Linked DNA regions of Homo sapiens: all the other regions are linked to region 6. Evidence: chromatin contacts called from ENCODE Hi-C or POLR2A ChIA-PET data. All regions are on one chromosome and are shown on one strand. Each heading gives the region's core, a stretch centred on a gene start or an enhancer-like site at or near the end of the contact. The rest is flanking DNA. Distances are from core to core; before and after follow the strand shown. Region 1 holds the start of STUM (stum, mechanosensory transduction mediator homolog). Region 2 has its middle 37 kb from the start of LINC01641. Region 3 has its middle 54 kb from the start of LINC01641. Region 4 holds the start of CDC42BPA (CDC42 binding protein kinase alpha). Region 5 has its middle 38 kb from the start of PARP1. Region 6 holds the start of COQ8A (coenzyme Q8A). Region 7 has its middle 36 kb from the start of LINC01641.

What was found. A loop is a pair of places that touch in the nucleus more often than their neighbours do. ChIA-PET counts read pairs that join two places held with the same protein, here RNA polymerase II (POLR2A). Pooled maps may share reads with other maps.
Region 1: a loop to region 6 is called in a pooled map, with 7 times the contacts of the local background. The contact joins the promoter of STUM here to the promoter of COQ8A in region 6. A Hi-C loop is called at or near these places in 1 of 37 single-sample maps with no recorded cell type and 5 of 50 pooled maps. POLR2A ChIA-PET finds 5 or more read pairs at or near these places in 1 of 52 experiments (GM12878).
Region 2: a loop to region 6 is called in a map of PC-9, with 9 times the contacts of the local background. The contact joins the enhancer-like site here to the promoter of COQ8A in region 6. A Hi-C loop is called at or near these places in 1 of 168 maps with a recorded cell type or tissue (PC-9) and 1 of 50 pooled maps. POLR2A ChIA-PET finds 5 or more read pairs at or near these places in 3 of 52 experiments (AG04449, IMR-90 and MCF 10A).
Region 3: a loop to region 6 is called in a map of chondrocyte, with 7 times the contacts of the local background. The contact joins the enhancer-like site here to the promoter of COQ8A in region 6. A Hi-C loop is called at or near these places in 3 of 168 maps with a recorded cell type or tissue (MCF 10A, chondrocyte and dorsolateral prefrontal cortex), 1 of 37 single-sample maps with no recorded cell type and 8 of 50 pooled maps. POLR2A ChIA-PET finds 5 or more read pairs at or near these places in 2 of 52 experiments (HEK293 and HEK293T).
Region 4: a loop to region 6 is called in a map of sigmoid colon, with 6 times the contacts of the local background. The contact joins the promoter of CDC42BPA here to the promoter of COQ8A in region 6. A Hi-C loop is called at or near these places in 9 of 168 maps with a recorded cell type or tissue (K562, ascending aorta, breast epithelium and 6 more), 7 of 37 single-sample maps with no recorded cell type and 25 of 50 pooled maps. POLR2A ChIA-PET finds 5 or more read pairs at or near these places in 5 of 52 experiments (BJ, MCF 10A, WTC11 and 2 more).
Region 5: a loop to region 6 is called in a pooled map, with 7 times the contacts of the local background. The contact joins the enhancer-like site here to the promoter of COQ8A in region 6. A Hi-C loop is called at or near these places in 7 of 50 pooled maps. POLR2A ChIA-PET finds 5 or more read pairs at or near these places in 2 of 52 experiments (AG04450 and CD4-positive, alpha-beta T cell).
Region 7: a map of chondrocyte shows a loop between it and region 6 (4-fold over the local background). The contact joins the enhancer-like site here to the promoter of COQ8A in region 6. A Hi-C loop is called at or near these places in 3 of 168 maps with a recorded cell type or tissue (MCF 10A, chondrocyte and dorsolateral prefrontal cortex), 1 of 37 single-sample maps with no recorded cell type and 8 of 50 pooled maps. POLR2A ChIA-PET finds 5 or more read pairs at or near these places in 1 of 52 experiments (HEK293).

Annotation. Positions count from the first base shown.
Region 1 is chr1:226,547,316-226,551,517 of GRCh38, reverse strand. STUM (stum, mechanosensory transduction mediator homolog) reads right to left here and starts at 2,754. Exons shown (of 4, transcript NM_001003665.4): 1 at 2,412-2,754. The coding sequence starts at 2,613. RefSeq lists a silencer at 3,476-3,770.
Region 2 is chr1:227,354,927-227,358,686 of GRCh38, reverse strand. No RefSeq gene overlaps it. Among named protein-coding and RNA genes, the nearest start is that of LINC01641, 37 kb to the left of the region's middle. RefSeq lists enhancers at 1,348-2,031, 2,032-2,717. Within about 2 kb of position 1,351, at least 20 of the 41 ENCODE cell types and tissues checked have a DNase peak (open chromatin) inside an H3K27ac peak, as active enhancers do; they include IMR-90 and PC-9, where a contact is called at or near this core.
Region 3 is chr1:227,445,186-227,448,948 of GRCh38, reverse strand. No RefSeq gene overlaps it. Among named protein-coding and RNA genes, the nearest start is that of LINC01641, 54 kb to the right of the region's middle. Within about 2 kb of position 1,653, at least 4 of the 41 ENCODE cell types and tissues checked have a DNase peak (open chromatin) inside an H3K27ac peak, as active enhancers do.
Region 4 is chr1:227,316,520-227,320,216 of GRCh38, reverse strand. CDC42BPA (CDC42 binding protein kinase alpha) reads left to right here and starts at 1,725. Exons shown (of 37, transcript NM_001394014.1): 1 at 1,725-3,212. The coding sequence starts at 3,035. LOC124904531 (a long non-coding RNA gene) reads right to left here and starts at 1,625. Exons shown (of 2, transcript XR_007066911.1): 1 at 1,219-1,625; 2 at 156-1,103.
Region 5 is chr1:226,443,624-226,447,709 of GRCh38, reverse strand. It overlaps the pseudogene RN7SKP165. Among named protein-coding and RNA genes, the nearest start is that of PARP1, 38 kb to the right of the region's middle. Within about 2 kb of position 2,594, at least 3 of the 41 ENCODE cell types and tissues checked have a DNase peak (open chromatin) inside an H3K27ac peak, as active enhancers do; they include CD4-positive, alpha-beta T cell, where a contact is called at or near this core.
Region 6 is chr1:226,937,980-226,941,786 of GRCh38, reverse strand. COQ8A (coenzyme Q8A) reads right to left here and starts at 1,493. Exons shown (of 15, transcript NM_020247.5): 1 at 1,388-1,493. RefSeq lists silencers at 1,268-1,427, 1,478-1,787 and enhancers at 2,058-2,157, 2,348-2,397, 2,132-2,823.
Region 7 is chr1:227,427,078-227,431,161 of GRCh38, reverse strand. It overlaps the pseudogene RPS18P3. Among named protein-coding and RNA genes, the nearest start is that of LINC01641, 36 kb to the right of the region's middle. Within about 2 kb of position 2,186, at least 13 of the 41 ENCODE cell types and tissues checked have a DNase peak (open chromatin) inside an H3K27ac peak, as active enhancers do.

The DNA of each region.
Region 1 (4,202 bases), core at 1,505-4,004, 390 kb after region 6:
CATTTAAACCACTCCTGGGGAAGGGGGGCAATAAAACCACCTGCAAGATTGGTCTGAGCTGCTTTGTTGCCTGGGACTCCACTGCAGGTGGAGAGGGGAGCAGAGGGATCAAAAGCACTCAAAGAGCCTTTGCTTCTGAGTGGTCCAGAGGGCAGTGCTGCCCTGGCTGCAGCGACCCCCACCCAGAGATGGGACCAGTGCTCAGCTCTGCAGAAGAGCAAGATGGACCCACCATCCCCAGAGAGCTTCCTATGCACCAGACGCTGGGCTTTATGTAATCACGTTTCATCCTCTCAGCAACGCCAAGAGACAGGTGTGCCTGACTTACAGATGAGAACCACCACCAAGGATCAGGAATCCCTCATTCCGTGTGGAGAGGAGCAGGAGCCTGTGCACCCAGTAAACTGTACAATAGCAACCAAAGCAAAATTAAAAAAAAAAAAGCCAGGATTATGTCACTGAAAATTCAGAAATCTGTGCACCTACAGCTCACCTGTTTTATTACTTTTGTGGTTTGCATATCTTCCCTTTATTTTCTCCTGGTTTCTTATAATGGTTTGTTTTGTTTGTTTGTTTATTTGTTTGTTTCACAAAAATCCCATAGGATTCTGATCTCACAAAGGGAAAAGCTGGATCCCCAGGGCAAGGAGCCAGGGGTCAGCGGAATGGACGGTGCCCTGCAGCCGATGCTGTCAATGCAGCAGGGCTAAGGCTGGGAAAGGCACCTAGTGAAGGGAGACCAGGGAGGGTACACACAGGTACATGCGTGGGCAGCTGCTGTCTCCTGGGGCTGGTCTCCCACAAGGTGGTTTCCTCGTGCAGCAGTGACTTGGTGCAGCCCCTCTCACCTGGCACCAATGCATTTGTTTCCTCAAAAGACCATAGGGTGGCGTTTACCTCACCACTTAAAAAAAAAAAAAAAGGTGGATCAAGATGCATGCTGGCTCAGGAGGATCTTCATATCCGCCAGAGGGAGGGGCAGGCAGTCTCTTTTTACTCCAGCAGGTGAGAATTTCTGATAAAACTAGATTAACACCAGCTGGCCTCCTTGCAGTGTCTAAATGTGCAAAGAGAGCTGATCTGATGACACCAGCCAGGGGGACAGGCTGCTGGAGGCACCCCAGAAGAGAGAAGCCCAACTAAAGGCCACCTAACTTACTGCTCAGATAGGCTGCTCTGGCCGCAGCAGCCCCTTAGGGTAGAAAGACAAGTAAGCTCGGAGGGGAAAGTGAACGGGTCCTGCGTGGGTGGCTGTGGCCTTGGCTGTCACCGCAGCAGAGGCCCCTGCTAAGCAGGCGAAGAGCGAGGAGACCGTGAGAAAGGCCAAAGTCAAACTGAAAACCCCTTCCAGCTGGCCTCTGCTCTTGGGAACTTGGAACCATACGTTGGCAACAGGCTCGCCGACAGGGGCACGCTTTCTCCCGGAGAGGGCACTGGGGCGCCTGGTTCTTCGGGCGGGCACGGGAGAGGGGGGCACCTCCCAGCACGCAGGAGCAGCCAGTGCCAAGCTGGAGGAGGGGAGGGGCGTGCAGGCAGAGACCTGGGGGTGGAGTTAAGGGAGGGAGGGTCAGGAAAACTTCTCATTCCCTGCCTCCATTCACCCTCCTGCACCATCTCTGTAAGGGGCCTCTGCTTTAAAACGTGGGACATAGATGCCACCAGAACCCCTGCCGGCTGCCGGAGTCCTGCACAGAATTACATCGGCGCACTCTCTACTTCTCAGGAACAGAAGGGATCCGAGGGAGCTATGGGTTCATCTCTGGCCACATGCATCCAAACTAATAAAATCATCCCCCATCCCCCTGGCGCCCTGCGGGGTGCTGGCGGAAGTGCAGGTACCCCTGAATGAGGCGGAGGAGACTCTGGCTAGAGTTCTCGTCCCCACGCGGTCCGCACTCCGCGAACCAAAGGGGGCTGCAGGTATATCTAGCCCGGCTCGTCCTCTTTCCCCGGCTCAGCTGACTTCGACGCCCGGGAGTTTGATCCTCGCCGCCGAGGCCCTAGAGCTCATTCTGATCCGACCCCATTCCTCTCGGGGAAGTGGGCTCGCGGACGGATGCACACGACGGAGAGAAGGAGCAGAAATCGGGGCGCCGGGACGGGAGCCCTACTCCGAAGCCGGCAGAGCCATTCCGGCCGCCGCTGCGGGCTCCAACATTGGCCGCAAAGTTTCCGGCTCTTTGGGGCCCCGCCTGCGGGTCGGAGACCCCAGCGCAGCCTCTCCCCTCTGGGGTGCACACTCCACGCGCTTCTGCCACCTGCCCGGGGACGCCAGGAGCGGGCGGTGGCGCGTGGTCGCAGCACTTGGAGCGCGCGGCCCCGCCAGGAGGTCTCCGGCCGCGCCCTTCTCTCCCCCCACGCCCTCCCGCGGCGGGGTGGGGGTCGCAAGGGTCGCGGCAGCCGTGTCTTACCCAGTCCCGGCACGAAAGTGTTGAGGAAGAGGCAGATGACGGCCACGGGGAAGGGCATGTAGGGGATGGCGGCGCGCAGGGGGCCCTTCTTCTCGCGGACCTGCACCACCACCCCGCTGGACGAGGACGCCCCCCGGGGGTCCGCCGCCGCCACCGCCGCCGCCGCCGCCGCCGTCTCGGCGTCTTTGTGCGAGGGCTCCATGGCCGGGCGCGCTCTCAGGCAGCCGGGCAGCACGGCCGGAGCTGGCGCCCAGCGTACGGGAGCAGGAGACTGTCGGCTGCGGGCTCCGGGCTCCGCGCCGAGCTCAGGCGGCCGCCGTGCTCCGTGCGCCGCGCGGCTCGCGGAGACTCCCGCCCTCCGGCGTCCCCACACGCCCGGCGGAGGGGCGGGGAGGGCGGCGCGACACCCGGTGACAGCGCTCTGACGCCCCTCCTCGCCAGGCCCCTTCCCCGCCCCCTCCCCCCAACCAAAACCACCGCTCACAAGGAATGGAAAATCAGGGCGGAGGGAAAGCAGTGGAAGAGGACCGCAAAGGGAGCTGTTTGCCCAGGTGCTGGAAGGGGTGGACACACCTCGCCCTCCCAGACAGGTGAACTAGGAACCTTGACCACGAAGCCCTGCGAACTGGGAGTGTGTGCTTGGCTGACACCGTCGGGAAAGCCTCGAGGCTGAGTCCCCTGATCTAGAGCAAGCCTTTGGCCAGGGACATGGGGACAAGGGACGGACCGCGCGGCGCCTGACACCTAGTCGGCCTTCAGTGCATTGTGATTTAAATGATTTTGTTTGGGGCGAGCGCAGTGGCTCCCGTCTGTATTCCCCACTTTGGGAGGCCAAGGTGGGAGAATTACTTGTGCCCAGGAGTTCGAAACCAGCCTGGGCAACGTAGCGAGACCCCCCCCCCCCCGCCCCAGCTCTATTTTGTAAAAAAAAAAAAAAAAAAAAAAAATCACTTAAAAAATATATAGGAGTGAATTTGTTTCAAGTGTCAGAGAAAAAGCAATCCAGAGATCGGATCGATAATAGAGGAAACAGATTTGCAAACACCAGGCCAGGTCTCCGCAAGACTAGTTAAAAGATGGGACACTTCCCTACACACACGCACCAAAAGCAGAAAGAAATGCGCCTGTTGCAGGCTTGTTGGGAAGCGTTCACCATCCCCTGAACTATACTGGAGGAAACCTGAGCCTTCTGTGAGCCCGACGTGGTGGTTAAAGAGCCAGTGAGGACACAGCGCCGTCTGGCGTTAATAATGGGGCAGTTGGTAGAAGCAACAGCCGGCAGCTTGAGGTCCTGTTTGAATTCGATTTTCTGAATAAGGCTGCTTCGCCTCCGCACCTGGAAAAAGTAAACGGATGAAAGTTACCGCCTCTAACGTTAGGGAGGGGTTAAAGGCTTCGGAATTATCCAGACAGTCAGCAAATCGTCTGAATAATTGGAAGGGTGCAATAGCCTCCCTTCAGGAATAATAGTGATTATTATTATAAACAACCCAGGGTCTCAGAAGAGGCTAAAAGAACATGGGTTATTGTATACTTATACTTATTGTATAAGTCTCTGAATAAAATAATTTTAAAAGCAAATGGCCAGGGGTTAGTGATGATACTGGTGGACACACACATGCGTGTGTACACATACACAGATACACACACACACGAGTCATTAGCTTAGGTTTGGCAGTCAGAAGAACAGGGTTAAAAATTTTAGTCTTTGTTCAGCCACTAAAACCTGTATGGCTTAGAAGAACTCGCTTAGCCTTTTCTGGCCTGGAGTTACTGTGTTGGTTAAAATCA
Region 2 (3,760 bases), core at 102-2,601, 420 kb before region 6:
TGGCTGTGCTTATCATCACTGTCAGTGACTATTAGGAATGTGTGATTTCTGTCCTTGCAGCTTTGTACTCTGTGGGTTTACAGGTTTTATATTCTAAAGGAAAACACACTAGGGGACACAGCAGTAGTCCCATTAACTTAATTTTTTTTTGAGACAAAGTTTCCCTCTTTTGCCCAGGATGGAGTGCAGTGGTACAATCTGGGCTCACTGCAACCTCTACCTCCCAAGTTCAAGCGATTCTCCTGCCTCAGCCTCCCAGGTAGCTGGGATTACAGGTGCGCACCACCATGCCCAGCTAATTTTTTGTGTTTTTAGTTGAGATGGGGTTTCACCAAGTTGGCCAGGCTGGTCTCGAGCTCCTAACCTCAAGTGATCTGCCTGCCTCGGCCTCCCAAAGTGCTGAGATAACAAGCGTGACCCACTGCGCCCGGCCAGTCCCATTAAATTTTATAGCTACTGCCTAATTACTTTAGGTTTCTTGTTATAAGAGACAAGAAAAAAGGAGTCACCATTCTGGGAATGTGTCATATTGGGGATTCAGCAGGGGTCATTGACTCTGATCACTAAGAGGAAGTAAAACTGCTGATATACAATAGTGCCAGGAAAGGTATATAATATTTGGCACCCGGGACATCTCCAGGAGAATCTCCTTGTACTCCCTTTACCAATTTTGATGGCAAATTGCCAAGTGCCATGGTTGCAGCCTGAGAAGGACGTGACAACCAGGGTCTCAGACCCATCAAAGATGAGGGTCTAGGTCACCCCAGCAGCTAAGCCACCGAAACCAACAGAGATGATAGCCAAGGGTGAAGGGACTCTAGAACGGGTAGAAGAGTGAGATAATCAGCTGGCCTCTCAGGATCCATTGCTGTAGTGACAGAGCTGTGGTTTTTCCTGCCAATCCTCTCCTTAAATTTCCCAGAAAAAGAACCAGTCAGAATCTTGGAGGAACTATTTGCAAAGACTAATTTACAAAAAAAAAAAAAAATCCAAGCAGCGGAAAAGGGTGGACTGTAGTTAATACTATGCACTGCCCAGAACTTCCCTGCAGGACTGAGATACCATTTCCCCAGCTGTCGGAAGTGTTGGCCGAAGGGCTTTCAGCTGAGTCACTCTCCAGGAAATGTTCTCAGTCCCTCGCCCAAGGACATTCCCTGCCTGGGGTCAGTCTCCAGCCACTGACTGAGGGAGGCAGTATAAAGGCCCATCCCCCTTTGCACCAAGGTGGGACAAGATGGGCTATCCAGAGCTCCCCTCTGACTGCAGCCTGGCTTTGTTCCAGCTGCTCCCCAGTTCAGCTCTTCCCTCTTTTCAATCCTATCTCCTTCCATGCCCATTAGTGCTGACTCATAAGACACACCCCAGTAAACCTCCAGCAGGCAAATCTGTCTCAGAGTCTGTCTCAGGGGACCTGACCTAAGAAAACGTTATCAATTTACTGTAATTTATAAGTTAAATAATGTAAGACACAACATAAGGAAAGAGTCATCTGATAATTCACAAAGGAAATTGCAGAGGAACTGGATGAATAGTGCTATTAGATAATAAGAGTGTTGTTGGGTTAATCTTTACAGATAGAGGAAGATTCCCTGTTGAGACTGTGTCCAGAGGCGAATCAGAATGACGGATAAATGAAATAGAAGGTTTGGGCAAAGAGAATAATATCAGGCAATGTTCTGTGAGAGGCAACTTATCAGACACATCTTGTACGGCATCTTCCATCCGCTCAGCTCACCTTTTTACTCTAGCCATTGATGTGGCTGGTGTCAGTGGGGACAGGTGGGGCTAGCTTACAGCAGTATCCTAATCACTAAGAACTTCACCAGCAATGAAGTGCAGGTGAGGCCGGCAGCAGCTTACCTCAGCTGTATCACATTTTTCTCCACTGATCTCACTTCCTGCCCTATTGGCTGGCTATAGGAACTGTTCAGCCACTGTCACACAGTGGCTGTGCAAACCTGGCAGGGAGTTTCATTTCCTGGGGCAACGCTTGACCAGTGGGAGATGGTCACAATTTACATGACCATAGAGCGTTCCCAGAGGGATGGAGCCCCAGTTGCACATGATAATGGCCAGCTTAATAGCAGGCCCTTGGATTGCTTTCTCTCCTGTTTTACTCTTCTACTCCCTCATTCCTATTCTTCTGGATCACTTCCCAAAATAAATTACTTGCATACAAACCCTTATCATGGAATCTTTTTTTTTTTTTTTTGAGATGGAGTCCTGCTCTGTCGCCCAGGCTGGAGTGCAGTGGCACAATCTCAGCTCACTGCAACCTCCACCTCCTGGGTTCAAGTGATTCTTTTGCCTCAGCCTCCCGAGTAGCTGGGATTACAGGCACACACCACCATGCCTGGCTAATTTTTGTGTATTTTTAGTAAAGACAGGGTTTCGCCCTGTTGGCCAGGCTGGTCTCGAACACCTGACCTCAGGTGATCCACCCGCCTCGGCCTCCCAAAGTGCTAGGATTACAGGTGTGAGCCACCGCACCCAGCCATGGAATCTACTTGTTAAGGAAACTCAGGCTAAGACAGTTGTACCGAAGTGACCCTAAAAAGGAAACTTTCAGGGTCCTTTAACAGTCCTTATCACAGATAAGAACCCGTGACTGGTGTTAAGTGGTTAATTACTACCGGTTTACAGCAGCATCCTAATCCCTAAGAATTCACCCAGTGATGGACGAAGGTGAGACGCCGGTGAATGCTGAAGCGTTGTATTATGTCATAGTAATGGTCCTTGAACAGCCTGGTAACAATGTGTATTATATGAATGTGGAGTTGGCTGGGTCTTGTTAACAGAATTAGAAACCTTGAAAAAGAAAATGATAGGCTCAGGTTAGTCAACTATCAACTCAAGGCATGCTGTCTTAAGACATGCCTTCATGGAGGCATTTTAAAGGGCTCTTGTCTTCTGTAACTGGGGCCCAGGACAGCAGTGCTACAACGGATAATGATTGCACAACTTTGATGGGTCTCCCAGGGTTACACTCTGGGACATAGAAAGGGGGCATTGGAGTGGATGAACCAGAGAATCTTGAGGCCCCGGGCCCTCCTGAACTGTCGAGGTTAGCAGAAGTAGCTCACTATCTCACACTGGCGGAGAGGAGCCTCTCCTCTCCAAAAGACCCTTCAAAAACCTCGCCTGAGGCTGTTGCCTCACAAAATGGTGAGTGTCCTTTTTAGGACCCATGCCTGGCTCCCTTCATTGCCTCAAGAGCTGGCTAATATGAACCGGCAGGAAATGAGAAGGTGTACAGACAGGTGGATCTTGAGGGAGGTGGGCTAGAGAGGGTAGCATCTAAGGCTGGGTAGGTGAGAGTTCATTGATATAAGAGCATCCTCCTACGATGAGGAGTTTCACATACTAGCAAGGACATCTGAGCCAGTCCCAGGATGTGCTGGGATTGCTCCCTAAAAATTGAACATGATGGTGACCTGCAGTAAGGCCAGAGGTACTCCAGCTGTCTTGCGGAGTTCTGAGGAAGAGGTTAGAAAGCTTGGGGAGATGGAAATATAGGAATGGATTTATTATGTGATACAGAGAACCTGTTCCCTAAGCATGTGGTCTAAGGAATATCCCTTCCATGGAAGCAATAAGGATGAGCTGCTGAGAGGGGTGCACACATCTTTGAGAAGCCCAGTTTTGGCTATCCTCCATAGGGCAGAGGTAACTGTAAGACTCTAGTAGTATCAGTGATGGTGACAATTCCAGAATAGCACGGTCCAGGTGGTAGCACTTAACAAAAGGCAAGGTGGATGTA
Region 3 (3,763 bases), core at 404-2,903, 510 kb before region 6:
CAGGGTCCAAGGATGGAACAGATGTTGGACTTCTAGTGATACAGTCCAGGAAGGCTCAAGAGGAGATGCCACTGTGGTTAAAGCATCCCATAAAAGTGGCTGGGAAATCCTGGTCCTGTTCTACTTCTGTGGTGGAAACTTTACTTCTACACCCACTCAGCAAACCAGATTGTTCTCCTCTTGCTTGTAAGAAGTCCACAGGTCCTTTCAAATTTATTCCACAAATACTTCTTCAGCATCTACCATATGTCAGGTACCATGCTAGGTACTAGTGATATTGCATCTACAGCTTCGGGGGAAGGAGACATTAATTAAACTAATGCACACAGATGTAATTAAACTGTGATGTTTGCTATGAGGGAAGAGCATGAGAAGTTTTAGAATAGATGACTGGAGGATCTGTTACCTGCAGGTCAGGGAAGCTTTCCCTGAAGAACTGATGCTGAGCCGCTATCCAAGGGTCAATAGAATGAAATGAATAGGGGGGAGATAAGGAAGAGTATGCTTGGTAGAAGGAGCTGTGAAGAAGCAAAGTCCCGAAGGCGAGAAGAGCTTGTGGTGTTTGGAGTACGGAAAGACCTGGGTGCTGATGTGAGAGAGGGTCGGGGAGAAGGGCTCTGGATGAAGGACCTGCTGGACCTGGCGGGGCTGGGACTGTGGTGGGGATTTAAGCTAAATGGATTTAAGCAGGCTGCTAAGTGGAGAATGGATTGAGGGAGGAGAAAGCATTCAGAGAGGAGACAGAGGAGTGGTTTGGACCTGGAGAAAGGGAAGTGGATGGATCTAAGGGACGTGCTGGATTTGGAATTGAGAGGACTTGATAATGGATTGGAGGCCGAGGATTCCCGGGATTCTGACTTGCACACTTCTCTCTTTCGCATTTACAACAACGACCCGTTACAGACACCTCCCGTCCCGAGTGTAGCCTCATTATGGTCGGGGACGTTGTCTAGTCCTCTCTGTTCTAGGTGCACAGTAAATGAATCCATCCTCGGTGCATGAACAGCTGCTCTCCTCCACCCGGGAGAAGGCCTGCAGGTCTCACATCCCCCGGGAGGTGGCAGAGCAGGAAAACCAGCCGTCCAGTGGCCGGAACCCCGCTTCCTGCCGCGGGCGACTTTGACTCCCTGGGGAAATTTTTCCCACATTCCAAATTCCCAGAAAACAGCTCTTTCCCCAGCCTTTTGGAACTGCTTCAGTGGAGGGTGTGACATGACCAGGGAACTTCTCTTGGGGCCGAGGCCTGAACTGACTGAGTCATTTTGCGGCGAGGGCCTCTTTCTTTTCGACGGCGACAGTTCTGCAGGAGCTTCCGTGTCGCATGGCCGGCCTTTCGCAGGGCGCCGCGCGGAGCCGACAGGGCCACCGGGGCCTTTCTCCCTGCTCTGTGGCTGCAGCCCAGGCACCAAAGAGACAGAGAGCCTAAGGGAGCCCTTCCCAGTCAAGTCCCGGGGAGGTTGCGGGGAGCCCAGAGAATGCCTCACCAGTAATCAAAAAATAGGTTTAGACGTGGGAAAGCTGGGTTAGAATATGAGAAAGAGACGGGCATGGCCCGGGAGGGGGAGACCGGTTCTGAAAGGCCAGGGGCAACAGGCTCAAAATACCTCTGGAGGATGTAGGTAAAGGACTGGGATTTACCGGCTGGGCGCTGTGGCTCACGCCTGTAATCCTAACACTTTGGGAGGCCGAGGTGGGCAGATCACTTGAGGTCAGGAGTTTGAGACCAGCCTGGCAACATGGTGAAACCTCCTTTTTATTAAAAATACAAAAATTAGCCGGGCGCCTGTAATCCCAGCTACTCGGGAGGCTGGGGCAAGAGAATAGCTTAAACCCGGGAGTCACGGGTTGCAGTGAGCCGAGATCGCACCACTGCACTCCAGCCTGGGCTTAAGTGAGACTCCGTCTAAAAAAAAAAAAAAAAAAGACTGGAATTTACCAAGGAAATACAGCTCTCTGAGTGAGGAAAGAGCAAACAGAAGGCTGGGGGCAGATGAAAGAATAGAGAACAAGGACCGAGTGAGGAACACAGAAAGCTGAAGGGCGCGTAAGGGGACACATTGCCATGAGGAGCGGAAATCAGAATCCAGAGTCATCTCACCTAATGTTGGTGATATGGTTTGGCTGTGTCCCCACCCAAATCTCATCTTGAATTGTAGCTCCCATAATTCCCACGTGTTGTGGGAGAGACCCAGTGGAAGATAAGTGAATCATGGTGGTGGATCTTTCCGGTGCTATTCTCGTCATAGTGAATAAGTCTCACGAGATCTGATGGTTTTATAAAGGGAAGTTTCCCTACAGAAGCTCTCTTCTCTTGTCTGCCACCATGTGAGACCTGCCTTTCACCTTCCCTCATGATTGTGAGGCCTCCCCAGCCATGTGGAACTGTGAGTCCATTAATCTTCTTTCGTTTGTAAATTGCCCAATCTCTTTTCTTCCTCACCCCTCCTGCTTCTACTCCTTCTACTTTCTGGCCTCTTGCTCATTAAAGAGTAGGAAGAACTAGTGGTTCCCAGTTTCAGGAACTTCAGTACACTGACGACACGTATATCTCCCTCAACCTGACTCATACCTGAAGTGCCATAATTTAATTTCATAGCTGTATTAATCTAGGTTTATGCTCATATTTTAGTGTATATTACATATTTGATTAATTTTTTTTTCAACAAACATGTTTTCAACAAACATTCCATCGCACATACTCTGGAAGGATAATACGTTTACCTGTTATCAGTCATTTCCTCCTTAATTTTGATTCCTGGTTTCCATGTGTCACCTCTATCTGGTCTTGTGTAATAGATCCATACTTTGGTCTCCTGGTCAGGACTGCCTGATAGTGTCCATCCTCTGAGTCTATTGGCAGACATTACCTGGCCTTGTCCTTGACCACTCCTTGCCTTGTAGTTCAAGTGCTCCAGCCACCTTGCATAACCTGCAGTTCTCTGATGCATCATTCTGTATCACACACCTGCATCTTTGCTTGTTGCCTCTATTGCCTGAGGTATTTCTTCACCTGTTGTATTAGTCAGGATTCCCCAAAGAAGCAGAACTTATAGTCTGTGTGTGTGCGTGTGTGTGTATTTATTGAGACAAGGTCTTGCTCTGTCACCCAGGCTGAAGTGCAGTGGTGCAGTGGTGTGATCTCGACTCACTGCAACCTCCACCTCTTGGGCTCAAGCAATCCCCCAACCTAAGCCTCCTGAGTAGCTGGGACTACAGGCATGTGCCACCATGCCCAGCTACTTTTTTTTTTTTTTTTTTTTTTGGTGGAGTTGGAGTTTCATCATGTTGTCCAGGTTGGTCTTGAACTCCTGGGGTCATGCAGTCCACCTACCTTGGCCTCCCAAAATGCAGTATTACAGGTGTGAGCCACTGTGCCCAGCCCTATATTTTTTTGTAATTATAGAAATTGCCTCATGTGAGGAGGCTAATCAGTCTCACAGTCTGCTGTTTGCAAGCTGGAGAACCAGGAAACTGGTGGTGTAGTTCAATCTGAGTCCAAAGGCCTGAAAACCAGGAGTGCCAATGTCCGAGGGTAGGAGAATATGGATGTCACAGCTCAAATAGAGAGAGCAAATTTGCCCTCCTTCCACCCTTCTGTTCTATTTAGGACCTCAAGGGATGATGCCCACCTACATGGATGAGCGCAGACCTTCTTTACTCAGTCTACTGATGAGCTAATCTCTTCCAGAAACACCCTCGCAGACACATCCAGAAATAATGTTTTATCACCTATCTGCACATCTAATTGACACATAAAACTACC
Region 4 (3,697 bases), core at 476-2,975, 380 kb before region 6:
TTGAAAAAGCAGAAGAAATTGCTTCCTTCTTTGCTACCGCATCTTATGGTCAAATGAAACTGTTAAAATTGGCTTCACCATTAAAATCCATGTTGTTGAAGAATGTTTGTTGAACTGAAAAAATGTCCATAATATATTGCTAATTGCAAGCAAGAGGCTATAAAACTCTTTTATTATGTATCATTTTTGTTAAAGTGCATAGGAAAAAGACTTGAATAATAAACACCAAAATATTGCTTATTATCTGTGTTAGGATTAAACTTTTCTACTACTTTTAGAATTAGACAACACACACCCATATAAAGATGTCATGGCTGGAAATGACTGACCTTTTGTTTGAATCTAAGTATCATTCATGTCAAGACCGCATTGAAAATAATGCTGTTCTTAAGCCAGGCAAGTGTAGACGTTGTAGATTTCATAAAAGATTCACACTATTTCATGAATCACAACTTGAATCGACTTCTGTTAGCCTTCATTTTACGTCTAGGCCCTCATTTCTAATTCTTCCTCAGCTTCCATATTATCAAGATGTAAGATGCAATTGTGGACATGAACATAGAAACACAACCGCCTCACAGGTGTGGGGAAGGAATATAAAATAATTGTATTTTAGAGAACGACCATAAAGGAGATGGCAATTTTGAGAGAAAGTAACAGAACTGCAATGACCTAGTTTTGTGGTGTTAATTTAAATGTGGCATCTTCCATGAGAATTTTATAAAGGGAGCTCTCCTAAAACCGAGATTCACAAAAACCTGGAAGGGCCCTACAGGGATCAGGTGCCCTAGCTATTCAGCGATTTGCCTTTGCTTCCCTAATTCCTGCATTGTGCCACTGGGTTACAAGTGTGTGTGCGCATGCACACAGGGGTGTAGGTTTGATGACAGTGGTGAACTGCCTTGACTGCCTTCACAGGCTGAATCCCCCGCAGGCAGTAACCATGGCTAGGGAAAAACAGGCAGCCGCGAGGACAGTTCCGGAGGAGACAACACCAGGCTCCCGTAGGGAAACTTTTGGGAATGGAGATGGGGGATTCCATCCTTTGCGTGCAGACCCAAGACTTCGATGGTAGCTCGGACAAGTCTGTCATTGTTTTTGTCCTGGGAAATGACACACGAAGTGCTGTAATTAGACACCTAAGAAACGATTACTCTGGAGTGTGCGCGAACCGAATCTGGGGGGCCGGTGGGGAGCAGGTAAGGGGCTGAAAGGCACCGTCTCCTCCAGCTCTGTCGGAAGCCTAAAGCCCTCTGCTTCTGGGCGCCCTTAACAAACGCGCCAGACAGGTGATGTCTCCGAGGACGAGCAGGAGCCCCCCTTCGCGATCTGCACCAGAAGCCTCGGGGAGCCGGGGCCACGGCGCGGCGGTGGCGCAGTTCCCAGCCTGCGCCCAGTCCCGCCGCAGCTCCCGGCGCGGCCCGGTCATCCCGCCTCCATATGCTCCGCCACCGCCGCCCGGGCCTCCCTCAGCCCTCCCGCAGCTCCGCATTCCACGCTGCGGCAGCCGCAGCCTCGCCGCCTAGGCAGTCCACACCCCTCCCCTCGGGCTGGCGCAGCCACTCGGGCCCCGAGCCCGCGCCCCCTTGGGGGCCTCCGCTGGGCGCGCCGGCCGGACCCCGCCCGGCTTGGCCGCCGGCTGGGGCTGAGGCTCGGGCAGGGCGGGGGCGGGGAGTGGAGGGCGTGTGCGCGCGCGTGTGCCGGGGCCGGGGGGCCAGGCCGCCATATTGGATCCAGACTCGTCCGCAAGCCTCCGCCTCTGTGCGGCGGGACTGGAGGAGCCTCGCTGAGCCCAGGGCGCGAGCGCGAGAGGAGAGGGAAGGCGGGGGAGGGCTGGAAGGGAGAGGAAGGGAGTGGTTGGGAGCCGGGCTGCCGCAGCCTCTAGTCTCCTCAGCCGCGGAAGCGACCCCTCCTCCTGCGCCGGGCCGCCTCCCTCCTCGCTGTGGAAAGATGCCCTTAGCCCAGGGGTGTGAAGAAGGGGGAGAAGTAGCTGCCAGAGCCGCCCGCGCCGCCGCCGCAGCTGCTGCTGCTTGTGTCCTTTGAATTCAGAGAAGCACCCCCCCGCCTGGGGCGTCGGGAGCCTCCGGCGCGGCGGCCCGGTGCGGGTGTCGGGGAGACCGGGCTCTCTGCCCGGCGCGGCGCGGCGCGGCTCGGCCCACGAGCGACCACCGACATGGAGTGGGCTCGGGCGGCCAAGTAGCCGCTTCTCCGGAGCCCGGTGCCAGTGCCGCCCGCAGCCCGCCTTCCACCCCCGGCCGCGCCGCCGGTCAGGCCCTAGGGTGAAGCCGGGAGGAAAATGAAGAGTTTTCACCGGAATCCGTTGAAAATAGGACTGACTGCAAAGCCTTAAAGAAAGAAGGACCTCGGGAGGAGAAACGAAAAGCCGCCTCCGGGCAAGACTTGGCGTGCTCCGAGCCGAGGGGCTGCTTCAGGGACCTCGCCCCCTCCCTTTCCCGCTGGAGAAATTGCCGCTGATGCATTATCCAAGTGGTGGTTGGGAGGATTTGCAGCAACATTTTTGGTTTTCCCTCCCCCTTCTATGCATTCTGTTTTTTTCCTCCCTTTTCTGTTTTTCTTCTTCCCGGGAAGTGAATTGCTGATGCAAATCGGACTTTATTCATTAATGATGCAACCGGATTCGTTTCAGGATTACGTTGCACGAGTTGAATTTTGAATGAAGGAGAAGAGTTTTTTTTTTTTTTTTTAAAGAAGTGTTGACTCTCTAGTTCGTTGTACTTTTAATTATTATTTTATTTAAATATACGACTTAATTGTATTCTTTTAAAAATGCATTAAGTATATATTTTATGGTAATTTACCCTCAAAATATATGTATATGGGTGAAATTGAAGACGCTTCAGTTAAGTGAGGTTACTGGTGTGTTGGATGTTTAATTCAGCACCAGCATTGCATGACAGTTGTTTGAATAACAAGTGGTTTATTTTTAAAACCATACCTTTTAAAATTTAGGTTCAGATAATAGTAAAAGTCATCATAATAATTTAAAGGAAAACCAGCAGAAATCGAAGCAAACATGTCTGGAGAAGTGCGTTTGAGGCAGTTGGAGCAGTTTATTTTGGACGGGCCCGCTCAGACCAATGGGCAGTGCTTCAGTGTGGAGACATTACTGGATATACTCATCTGCCTTTATGATGAATGCAATAATTCTCCATTGAGAAGAGAGAAGAACATTCTCGAATACCTAGAATGGGGTAAGTTTGTAATTTTTAAAGAAACTGTTAATCTTTAGCTGGTCATTATGATTTAATTGGTATAGAGAGTTATGAGTAAACTCTACTCCGTTCAAAGAAAAAATACAATAAAAAAACAGACACTAGTTATTCAAGATTTTCCGCTAGTTTTTGGTAAATATTTTCCCAGGAGTAGAATTGTGCTGCTCAATTGTTGCCTTGATTTAAGGCCTAGCTAATGTGGAACTTGGCTATGAAGAACTTATGTTTTTAGGTCAACAGTAAGAGATTTTAAATCAATTCTGTGATGGGCAAAAGTGGATTATTGGTTACAGTTGCCTAATACATGGCACTATAATAGTCCTTCATTTGAAAGGTATTTATTGGTGGAAACATTCAGACTATGGAAATTATTCTCAAAATAGGAGGAGATATTAAAATATCTGTGTTTGCCTTAGGTCAACAGAAAGCTGAAGGTGGTGATCAGTGGGTTTTATTTCATCTCT
Region 5 (4,086 bases), core at 1,345-3,844, 500 kb after region 6:
AACATGGTGAAACCCCATCTCTACCCAAAATACAAAAAATCAGCCAGGCATGGCGGCAGGCGCCTGTAATCCCAGCTACTGGGGAGGTTGAGGCAGGAGAATTGCTTGAACCTGGGACACGGAGGTTGCAGTGAGCCAAGATTGCACCACTGCACTCCAGCCTAGATGGCAGATCGAGACTTTGTCTCAAAAAAAAAAAAAAGAAAAGAAAAGCAAGGTAATATGGAAGTGAATCTATAATGAAGATCAATAGTGAAGAGGAAAGGAGATCTTCCCTGGTGCTTTTTAGTCATTCAGTACATTTTACAAAATAATGCAGCTAAGGAAGCCGGCTCATCTATAAACAGAGAAACAAAGGTTACAGCTGCTTGTCACATGACTCAGGCTCCATAATTACATTCCTTTTTTTTTCTGAGACCGAGTTTCCCTCTGTCGCCCATACTGGAGTGTGGTGGGTCAATCTTGCTCACTGCAACCTCCGCCTCCTGGGTTCAAGCAATTCGTGCCTCAGCCTCCCGAGTAGCTGGGATTACAGCCGTGTGCCACCACGCTTAGCTAATTTTTTGAATTTTTAGTAGAGATGGGGCTTCGCTATGTTGGCTGGGCTAGTCTCGAACTCCTGTCATCAAGTGATCTCCCTGCCTCGGCCTCCCAAAGTGCTGGAATCACAGCCACCGTGTCCAGCCAGATTTCTTTAAGGCTCAAAATAATTTAGAGTTCCAACAGCTTAGATTTTGAACTACTTATTTTCGCAAGGGCAACCAAGAATGAGAAGGATCTGGAGCCCATCTCTGGTGGACATTGCTGGTCGCCTACCCAACACCCATTTTGCATTCCCCACTCCTGACAGAACTCCAGTTTAGTTCAGCTATCATGCTCATACAAGCCAATGAGGTGCATGGCTCTTAGGAAGTTAGCCTCAATTTTATCAACTGAAAAAAATCCTGAGATTTATACATTTAGAAAAGGAGCCTTTATTTCTTATAATAGGGGTCACAACCTGTAGACTGGCCATCCCACAGGCTGGGAACTGTAGCCTCCAGCAGACCCTGAAAGTAGGCACTTCAAGAGGGGAGGGTGAAATAGGGATTTATGTTGAATGGGTTGGCCAAGTATATATATTCAACAGATGATAGGAGGAGCTATGAATATTCATGAAGGTGGTTCATGAACACCTGCATACTGAATAAAAATGCATGTTACATATGACCCATGTTCATTTAGAGGCAGAGACTTAACACGTAAATGTATTACAGTTGGGCCCTATATATCAAAAGGTGAAGCAGAGATATGGGGGCACTCAAGTGCACAAGCTCTGTAAACCAGCTAGAACCAGCTCATGGTCAGTGGTCTCTTATCAAGAGAAAGTCACAGCCATCAGTTTCTTGTCCAGTCAAAGCTGTAGTTGTGGCTGGAGGAAGAGGGTCAGTCAGCATCTGGCGGGGAGCTATGATTATTTTCATCTTGCTTATCTTGAGGCCATTGCTTGTTCAGCTGCTAGAAAAAAAGAAAAACCTTATGACAGAACATAGCTTATTCTTGAGAGCTTGTTTGGAGGTTCTAGCAGGGGAGCATGGCTACTCATACATCCTTGACCAAAGCTGGGTCCTCCTCCATCGGGGATGGTCATCCTCTTTGAGTGCGCAGCTTTGGGAGGGACGTACTTGGAGAGAGAGGGAGGAAGGGGATACCCACCTAGCCAGCCGGATCAGCCGAATCAACCCTGATGATCCATGGGGTGACAGGTGTCGCAGCCAGATCACCCTCACATCTGAGAACATAGTTTATTCTTTAATAAACTGTGCACGCTTAACCCTTACCTGGCATGGCCTTAGGTCCTATGTATAATTTGGTATCTTATTGCCAAAAAGAGCCTCTTCTGTCTGTCTTGTAATCTCTATTTTATCATTAATGCTGGTCAGTTGTTGCGTCTAAACCGCAAAAGGGAGGGGGTGTAATGAGGCTTGTCTGACCTCCTGTCCTGTCACAGCTGGGCACTGTTTTTAAGGTTTATCTGGGATCCCCTTGGCCAAAATGGGGTCTGTTCATTTGGTTGAGGGCCTTAGGATTTTATTTTCTACTTGCACTTTTTTCCTGTGAACATTCTCCTTCTCACTGAGGCTGAACTGGGGCTGCCATCTTGCACCAGCCCTGAAGATGAAGTGTGTGCCCAGAGGAGGCTGGGGGAGAGGCTGACAGAGAAAGAGATCCAGAGGCCTGTGTGGTGTCCATCCTGTCGTCCACCTCCCCTCAGGACTTGAGTATGCAGGTGAAGGAAATCAAAATATTAATACTTTACCCCAAAACAGATTTCTTTGACATATTCTGAAGTGGCCTGTAAGGTTGTCTTTTGCGGGAGAAATTTGCACCTGTAGATCTGTAGAGACTCTGCATTAATGCAGCCAGCCCTTCCCTTGTCTGGAAAGATTAACTGAGATTCTGACACCTGCAGGTCTGAAAAGAAGCATCCGCCATCTGCTCTTTCTGAGGGTTGCTCCCCGTGAGGTTTCATCTACACAACAGGACTGCCTTTGCTAGCCAAGCCACTTCCTTTCTTCCTCCCACAACCTGTGTTGCCACTGAAACCTGTCTGGGGCCATGCTCTGAGCCCACATTCTCTCTGCAACCTCAAGGTGGTGCATAAGCTTCTGCACCCCACTAGGGGATTGGGTCTTCATTCTGAAGCTTCCTGTGTATACATGTTAAACAAATTCATATGTCTTCTCTCCTATTAGTCAATCTGCCTCATGTCAGTGATTTAGGGGGCCAAGCACCTTGACTGCCTCACAGGACAATAGCTGTCTTTATCGTTTAAGTGAGCAGAGCTGTATTTTTCATTGCTTGCAGCCACGGGCAACCTAACTGAAGCACTACCTCATTTGAGGAACATTTGAAGAGACAGGCATGTTGGTTTGGTATCCTAAGACGGAACACAACAAGCTTATCTTCTTTAATAAAGTTATTTGACTAGACTCTGAACCAAAATAGGTGGAACAAGGTCCCTCAAAACCAAATAAATCTCTAGTTAGCTAACTCACTTCAGTCCTTCCCATCCATAAAGCCTCTCCAACCACAAGAGAAAGGAGAAAGAGAGAAAAGGTGAGCTAATAAGACTGGTGCTTTGAATGTGGCTTTTGGTGTGAGTTTAAAAAAAAAAGAAAAGAAAAAGGTAATAAAATAAGACTGGTGCTGGGAAGAGCTTAAGAGTTTTGCACAGAATGGCTTGGCCATTGGGATTAGATTGTCCCTCCAGTAAATGTGCTGGTGAGACGGGGACAGGCATTGGGTTGAAGAGAGGGGGCAAGAATTACATTCTTCTAAAAAACTGGCCAAAGCCAGCTCCAGAGGCACCCAGAACCTCATCTCTCCCTCCCTCCTGGATTCCTGCCTCATCTTTCCCAGATAAGACTCTTTAACTTTCTCTGAAGAACAAAGTCATAAGGTGCGAATATTCCCTGAAATACCTTTGAAATACTTGCATAAATAAAACAGAGGAGGCCTGGACAGTGGCTCACAACTGTAATCCCAGCACATTTGGGAGGCCAAGGCGGGAGGATCTCTTGAGCCCAGGAGGTCGAGTCTGTAATGAGCTGTGATTGAGCCACTGCGCTCCAGCCTGGGTGACAGAGGAAGACCCTATCTCAAAAAAAATTAAAAAAATAAAACGGGGAAAGACAGGGAAAAGCAAAGCTGACTCAACAGTGTGTGTAAGCCAATTATAGAAAGAAACTTTGATCTCATTTCTTAAATGCATTGAATGAAACACTTTCCGTGACATTCGGCCAGATGTCTTCTGCTAAAGAAGCAGAAAGGCTGGAGAAGAGAAGACACAGACAGAGAACACATGGAAAGGAAGGCAACTTGCTGTGTGACCCCAGGGCAGAACTAACACCTAGAAAACCTCCCAAGTTTTCCTCTCCTTGCCTTTGTCCCCCAGATCGCCACCCAGAACTCTGACTGGGAAAAGCGGTTTCTTTGTGATTGATGCTCAGCAGGCAAAGTCATTGACTCACATAGTGATACATAGGTAATAAAAATAGATTCCAGAGCAAGTCTGATGCCAGCTCCCAGCCTATGACTTCCTGG
Region 6 (3,807 bases), core at 244-2,743:
TTTTTTTTTTTTGAGATTGAGTCTCGCTCTGTTGCCCAGAGGGGAGTGCACTGGCGCCATCTTGGCTCACTGCAACCTCTGCCTCCCAGGTTCAAGCAATTCTCCCACCTCAGCCTCCTGAGTAGCTGGGATTATAGGCGCCCGCCACCACATCCGGCTAATTTTCGTATTTTTTTTTTTTCGGTAGAGACGGGGTTTCACCATTTTGGCCAGGCTGGTCTCGAACTCCTGACCTACGGTGATCCACCCGCCTCGGACTCCCAAAGTGCTGGGATTACAGGCGTGAGCCACCGCACCCAGCCGCCTGAGTCTTACAGATGCTGCTCCTGTAGCTCCCCTTTTGTCTCTCCTCGGGAGAAAGGCCTTCCTCCAAAAGAAGAGTCTCCCAAGAGCCCTCCTGCCAGGATGACCTACCCATCCACAGCGTGACAACTGGCAGGCTGGCATCAAGGAATGTTCAAATCCTTTGGCAATCAGGTAGGCCTGGCATGACCAGCTACTCAATCCTGTCACGTAGATCCAAGGCCCAAGTGAACGTGCACAAGTTTTTCAACAGGCTGTAGGCCCGACTCAGGCTGGAAGACTGCACACAAGCCTCTCACCCTTCAGGAACCTGACATCTCTCACCCAAATGGGGAGTCCCAACACCCAAACCTGCCCCTGCAGCACTCCCCATCGCCCAAAGAGGGTTTGGCAGAGGGGCTGTTACCTCTGTGCAATGGGTGAGAATGAGCCTCGGAAAGGTTCGAGTTTAGGGGAGTAAGCCCAAACCACTCACAAGACCCCCCAGAGTTTGGAGAAGAGGAAAGGCCAAAGAAAAGCGAAAGGAAGAAAGGATCAAAAAGGATCCCCTGTCCCAAGTTCACACAAAATTCCCACCTGCGAAGCCCAACAGCTGGCTCCAGCCAAGGAAGTCAAAGTTCTCACCCAAACCTGCAGCCAGCGGCAACGAGCCTAGAGCCCCAGACACACAGTGCAAGGGGGTCTGGGAGTGAAGAACAACATTATTAGAAAGCGAAGCATCAAAGCTGTATTGGCGACCAAAGGGCATGGGCAACGGGCATTCGGCAGCGGGAAGGCGGTCGGGCAAGCAGCGGGCGTGTTCCAGGGACCCAAGGCTCTGCACGTGGCCCTCGTCTCCTCCCCGAAGCAGGAACGAGGGGCTGAGGTGGACCCAGGGACGTGAGACGGCTGCAGAGGACCCACCCTGCAACTGAGGCGCCCCCACTGCGTCCGGACCTGAGGCTCGCGGCCAGCGAAACTCGCGGGGAAGCTGCGCTGTCACATGAAGAGAATGCAAGAAGGGCTGAGGTGGGTGTTGACCCCAGCTCTGGCCGCAGCCAGACGGCGCCTGGGCACGCGGCGGGCCGGCGGGTGGCAGCCTTACCTGGCTGCAGGAAGCTGGGATCCGCGGTCACCTTCTAGCCGCCTCCGCGCCCGCCTCTGCGCGCTGGCCACCGCGCTGACGCCCGCCACGCGCTCCGGATCTGTTTACCAACTCGCCCGCTCCGGGGGAGCCCCAGCTCACAAGCCCCGCCCCGCGGGCCGCTCCCATTGGCTGCACCGCCGTCCGCCTGCCGAATGCCGCTCTGCGCGTGGGAGCGTGCTCGGCCCGTGCTCCCGGCCCGTAGCCAATCGCGACCGAGAGCGGAGCAAGAGGAGCCAATGGGAGGCTACCTTAGCGGACAGGGCCCTCCTGTTCTCCTTTTCCCCACCTCCCGGCTACCTTTCTCTCTAGCAAACCGGGGCTGGAGGCCTGGCTTTGGAGTTGCTGGCCTGCGCGCATGCGCCTTGAGAACGGGAGCCTTTTTCACTGCGATGCAGTGTGCGTGGCCGCAAAGGCACCCCTGCGTGCTTGTTGCCTCCAGACTGGTGCTTGCTGGGCCTCTGCGCGGGCCTGGGAGGGGAGGCTGTGGACCAAGCAGACGCGACTGCGGGGCGTGGAGGGTGCCGCCGCTTTAAGGACCGGGCGATGCCTGTTCTTTGCTCCTCTCTATGTAGCAAGAGCCCCTTGCCCAGGGTCCACAAAAAGCACTCCGAGGAGGGGAAACGCGGCGGGCAAGGCCGCGCACTTCCACTTCCGGCCCTTCGGCCGGGGCCCTTCAGGCTAAGGATGCTTGTTTTGTGTGGCGCCATCCTCAAAACAGGAAGCCTCTGCCACCCGCGCCCCGAGGGTAGAGAGATAGTACCCTCACCGGAGTCGCTGTCCGCCCGCCGGTCTCGTCGGCGTGCAGGTGCCCGCAGTCGCTGACAGCCGGGGTTTTGGAGGGCGCGCAGCCAACACGGGATGGAGCTCGGGTGCAGCCCTCGGCGTCCCCGCCGAGCAGCCCTGGGAGGCACCGCCACCAGCAGCACGCAGATTTGCCCCGTCACTCCCTCCTTAACGAGAAAAGGAACGTATGAGCCAAAGTCGGCTCGACAATTTCCACTCAGATGACCCCAAACACTGGTCTGCAGCTCTGTTAATCGTTCTTGTGGAAAAAAGAAATAACAATTTAGTTTTTCATGAAATGAAATACTCAAGCCAAAGGATTGTTCCTTATTCTGAGCCTCCCCCCGCTTTTTTTTTTTTTTTTTTTTTGGTATTGTGAAACGAAAATTCACTCTGCCAAAAGGAAAAAAAATTAAACTGAAAGCTGAGTCATGCAACTGCCTTTCCTTTTGTTCCTAAGCAGATAGCTACAGATTAAAGGTGAAGTATCTCCACTCTATGTTCACCTTATCTTGTGTAAAGTGCCGATTTACTGAGCGCCAAATACATAACTGTTGCCCTACCTGCTCCCTTTATCGCAACATGTGGCTTCAATAATGTGAACATACCTTCCATCTTCCCCCTCCAGCCTGCTTTTCCCCTTTAAATATTGAAGCCCTCAAAATCATCTTTGGAGAAAGGCACAGACCTGTCTTCTGGGCGCGAGTCCTTCACCTTCGCAACATAAATTTCTAAACTGATACAGGTACTTTTCGGTTCACAAATATTGACATTTAACTTAATTGAAAGTCGTTTGTTTTATATTATCACTTGGAAAAATTTAAAGTTAGCTGTTCTATGTTGATGCCTAAAATTGGGGATAGGGGCCTGCTTTATTATAATGAAATCCAGAAGTGAACCTAATTTCACAGTCCCCCATCGGCTCCCCAGAGATCTGCCTGAGTTCCCAAGAACAGAATTCTAAGTGTGTGTGATATGGGCGAACACAAGCTCTGTGTCAGGCTCCGTTCTTCCTAGGGGTAGGGGAGGCCTTTCTTCCAAGGAGAATGGAGACTGTGCCTTGTGGCGTCTGTGGCTGGGCACTGGTCGGCTGTTGGGTGCTCCTCTCTGCACATTCACATGCCCTCCCCGCAGTCCATGTTCTGCCTCCCCCATCTCCACCACACTAAATACAAAGTAAATTTTAAAGGACAATTAAGGAGTTATTTTGGCTAAAGTTTCAAGTAACTGCCCCAAACAGTTGACAACTTGCCTTGATTAGGTCAGCTGGCTCCCTTTCTCCACATAGGAGAAAAAGACCAAGCCTCAAGGCCTTTCAAGGGTGGCCGTTGCTTCCTCCTACAGTAACTGTTCCCTTACACGGTTATGCTGTTCCCTCCCTGTTTCCTCCAAGCTCTCCCAGCCTACTGACCCAGACCACAGTCCATGGAATAAGAGAGTTCCTGGTTCGTTACTTCCTGAATCTTACGAACTCTAGCCCATCAGATTTCAGCTGGATGAGAATGTGATTGTCATCAACTCCTGCTTCTGCTAAGTGGGGGAAGGATGTGGTGCTTCAGTTTCACAAACATGGGGCAGGAATTGGTGGCTTCCAT
Region 7 (4,084 bases), core at 937-3,436, 490 kb before region 6:
TTCATTTCTATTTGTAGGATCTTTCTCTTGCCAGAATAGCCTCATTTACAAGTCCTGTCCCTTCCTTCCACCCCTGCAAGGGAGCTAAAGCATTTTCTCAGGTAATCATCCCACACTATCTCTGCATTTTTTTTTTTTTTTGGTATATAAACTATTTATTAACAGACAAGGCCTACAGACTTATTCCTTCTTGGACACACCCGTAGTACAGCCATGGCAGCCAGTGGTCTTGCTGTGCTGGCCTCAAGACACGAAGGCCCCAGAGGTGGCGCAGCCCTCTATGGGCCTGAAACTTCTTCAATCACTCCAGGTGGTCACAGAACTTGTTGTCCATTGGCTGGGATCTGGCTGTATTTTCCAGACTTTACATCCTTCTGTCTGTTCAAGAACCAGTCCGGGATCTTGTACTGGCATGGATCCTGTATAATGGTGATCACACGTTCCACCTCATCCTCAGTGAGTTCTCCTGCCCTCTTGGTGTGGTCAAAGTCTGCTTTCCTCAACACCGCATGAGCATATCTTCGACCCACAGCCTAAATGGCAGTGATGGCAAAGGCTTTTTTTCCACCGCCCACCGATGCTGGTGTTGAGTACTCGCAGAATATGCTGGAACTCTTCAGGGATCACTAGAGACATGGTGGCCACAGAGGTGGCAGCATGTAGGCCTCCTGTGGAGGAGAATCTCTGCTTTTTTAAAAATGCTTTCTGGGAAGCCCTAGGACCAGCTAAGATCTATCTGGATCAGTAGTTCTCAATCTTGAGCTCACATCAGAATCTCCTGGAAGGCTTGTCAAAGGAGATTGCTGGGCTTCACCCCTGGAGTTTCAGTAGGGCTGGGGTGGTAGACAAGTTCCCAGGCAAATGTTACTCATGTTGGTTTTCTACTGAGAACCACTGATTTGGGGGAATGGATGAACAATTTGCTTCCTCCAAGCCCTCTCCCAGCGTTCCTTGGCTACTTGTCTTTTTCCCTTAGAGCATTTATTTTGTCTCTAAATTCTTTGCTTGTAACCACTCCCTATGCTGTCTTCTCGTGGTGTCACTCATGCATACAAAGGACAGAAATATTTTCTTAATGGAGGGCTGGAATCCAAAGGGTTCAAGGAGCCCCCTAGTATCCGTGAGAGTAGAAACCAGGGTGATTCGTCCTTCCCTGTCACAGCAGCACAGTCTCCTGAAGAGCTGGCTCAAAAGGAAATGCACAGATGCCCGGACTATTTGTTAAAGGAAATGGCACATTATCCTCTTCCCAACATCTGGTCATTCCTGAAAGACAGTCAAGCCCCGATAATACTGTTGACTCACTCGAAGCCTGTGTCTTCTTTCCCGAGGGAGGTGGAGACGAACCAAGGAGGATAGAATCTATTTTTGTGTCGGCCCAAGGGGACGCCTTGGGGAGGGGACGAAGGGTCACCCACATTGCTGTTCTGTTCTGGGAGCCAGGAATGCATACTTCCTTCCTGTCCAGCCCTGAGCAACAGTCTCTTTCTCAAGTCTCAGATCTTCCACAGAGAGCTGGAAAGATTTTTAAATGCCATGGTGGGCTGGAATGGCTGGACACCAGCATAGATGGACTGATGAAATGGGAAGAGATTTGGCAGGACGCAGGGTGTTGAGGTTGCAGCAAAGGCAAGAGAGCTGTGTTGGGTTGAGTGACTGTCACACTGTGCAGTCAGGGCTCAGAGGCTGCATCTGGCTGCCTCTTCATTAGGAAATGCGTGTGTTTTTTTTTTCATCTCTAAGGCATCTTCTAGGGGCTAAACATGGAGAAAGAATAAGAGGGGTGTGAGTAGGGTGTCTGGTTAATTAACCTGGAGGACTTGCCCAGGTTGACTTTGCACAGGTAAGGAGAAGTAATACCCTGAAATCCACCTGGAGATCCAGGGGGACCCCCTCCAGCATCTCAACCAGTTGGATTAAGTGAAGCTGAGTTCTGAGAGAAGGAAGTTTCATTCTCATTAAACTAATAGAGGGCCTCCTGGACTAGGGAGGGGATGGGGAGAGGTGGGGAGAGGTGGGGAGGGCACCTCTGCCTTTGGAGCTAAGGGCATTTATTGTGCCAGGCCTTTGTTTTGTTCCAGCCAGGGCACTCTGGCGAAGGCATCCTGGGAATTTGGCCTGCAAACAGAAAGGGCATTTCCTTGTGTGGGTTTCCTGTTTAGGTCTGCGTAGAAACCCAAAGGATCGCTTGGCCTCATAAATCCTCTAGACATTACTGGTGTAGATGCTCTGGCTGGATGCCATGGGAAAATCGCACAGAAATAGAAGAAGGGAGGAAAGCACATTTACTCCCAGGATGCTGGGTGGGTTTCAGGCTCCCTGCCTTCAGATCTGTAAACAGAGGAGGTTGGGCTAGAGGGGATGATCATTCAGGTCCCCTCCAGCTTTGACAATCTCAGGTTCCATTTCCCTCTCAAGGGTCAGCGGGAGCTGGCACTGTGAAGCTCAGGCATGGGAGTCAGCTGAGCAGCTCACCAAACAGAAGCATGAAGAAAATTTCAACCAAAAAATTAGAAAGTTGCCTTGGAATATCCTTTAGGCTCCTTCACAGAAAGAAGGTGCTTCTGAACTCTGGTATTTCCCAGACTTTCCTAGACGCTTAGCGTATCCCAAAAATGACAGCTACCAGGGTCAGGAGTATTGTGGAGTCTCGTGGATGGGTTTTGGCACAAAGCAAGTTTGCAGAGCTGGCAGTGAATAAGGTGTTTATTAGGAGACATCACCCATTTCAGGTTTCTTTTTTTACTTCCAGTTTCCCTCAATTTCTGTATATGTCAAATTGCAGTTTGGCATTCACACTTGTTGGTTTAATGGAAGAGGCATGTTTTCATTCTTAATCTGTGGATGAATTCAGATTCTGCGCAGACTGCACTTGGAGATTGACCAGACTTTAGGTCAGTTGGGAAAGTCATGGGGCAAAAACAGGATTTCTTATGGAGATTTCCTGTGTCAACCCAAGCTTTGTTCCAGTAAGAACATGCTCATCATCTTCAACGATGCCTCTTGTGTTACCTTATTTTCTCATTTATCCTTATTTGCATCATTTAGAAAATGTGTTATATAGAACTGTCTTTTTTGGGAGGCAAATAATGAAATGATATTGAGTAACATTAAATTAATTGCTTGTAGTCAGACAATGCAGCGTTCTAGTAAATTAATTGGATATTTTACTTAAGCAGGGGTAGACCCACTTATGAAGCAATATTTCTCAAGACAAGATTGCCCCCTTAGAATTCAGCATGGCTCTATCCTCAGTTCTCTCGGGTGCGAATCGTGGCATTTGTCTGTGAACCTCATACCCTCAAACATGTCCTTACAGATAAACACATCCACAAAGGAAAATCACTTCCAAGGTCCCATTCTGTTATTTCTTTTCCAAATTTTGCTTTTGTGTGTCTGAAATACATTCTTCTTTTCCTCCCACCAACTCTGAGCTGTTTCTTCAATAATGAAGTAGGTGGAAGAAGAAGGAACATGATAGGAAGTTCTAAGCTTTCTGGGTCCGTGCTCCTTAGAACACTAATCCTGAGAAATGTGCTTTAAAAGGGAGTCCTGTGGTCACACAGGGGTTGGGAAATGCATGTTTGCACTCTGCTGTGTTAAAAGCTCTGAAAATTCATGCAATAAAGAAATATGTTTGACTTTAGCTCAGCATTTCCCAAACTTATCTGATCAAGAAAATATCTTTTTATATTATGTGTATAGCAGATATTAACAAATGGAGGAATAAGTGTTCTATGTGACACTTTGAGAAATGCTTCCTACTGAAAAATAGAGTTCACTGTCTTATATTTAGTACTGGGGATAAATATATGTATTTATGTTATAGTATATAATATGAATATTTATAATATATGTTATATATTATATGAATCATTATATTATAGTATATAATATTATATAACATAAATATAAATATATTTATAGTGATAATAATATAAATATTATATATGATATATAAATGTTTATAATTTATATTTATATTATAACATTAACATAATTCTAATATATAATATATTCTATATTACATTACATATAATTATATTATGTATTGTATTATATAATATAAATATAATATGTATAA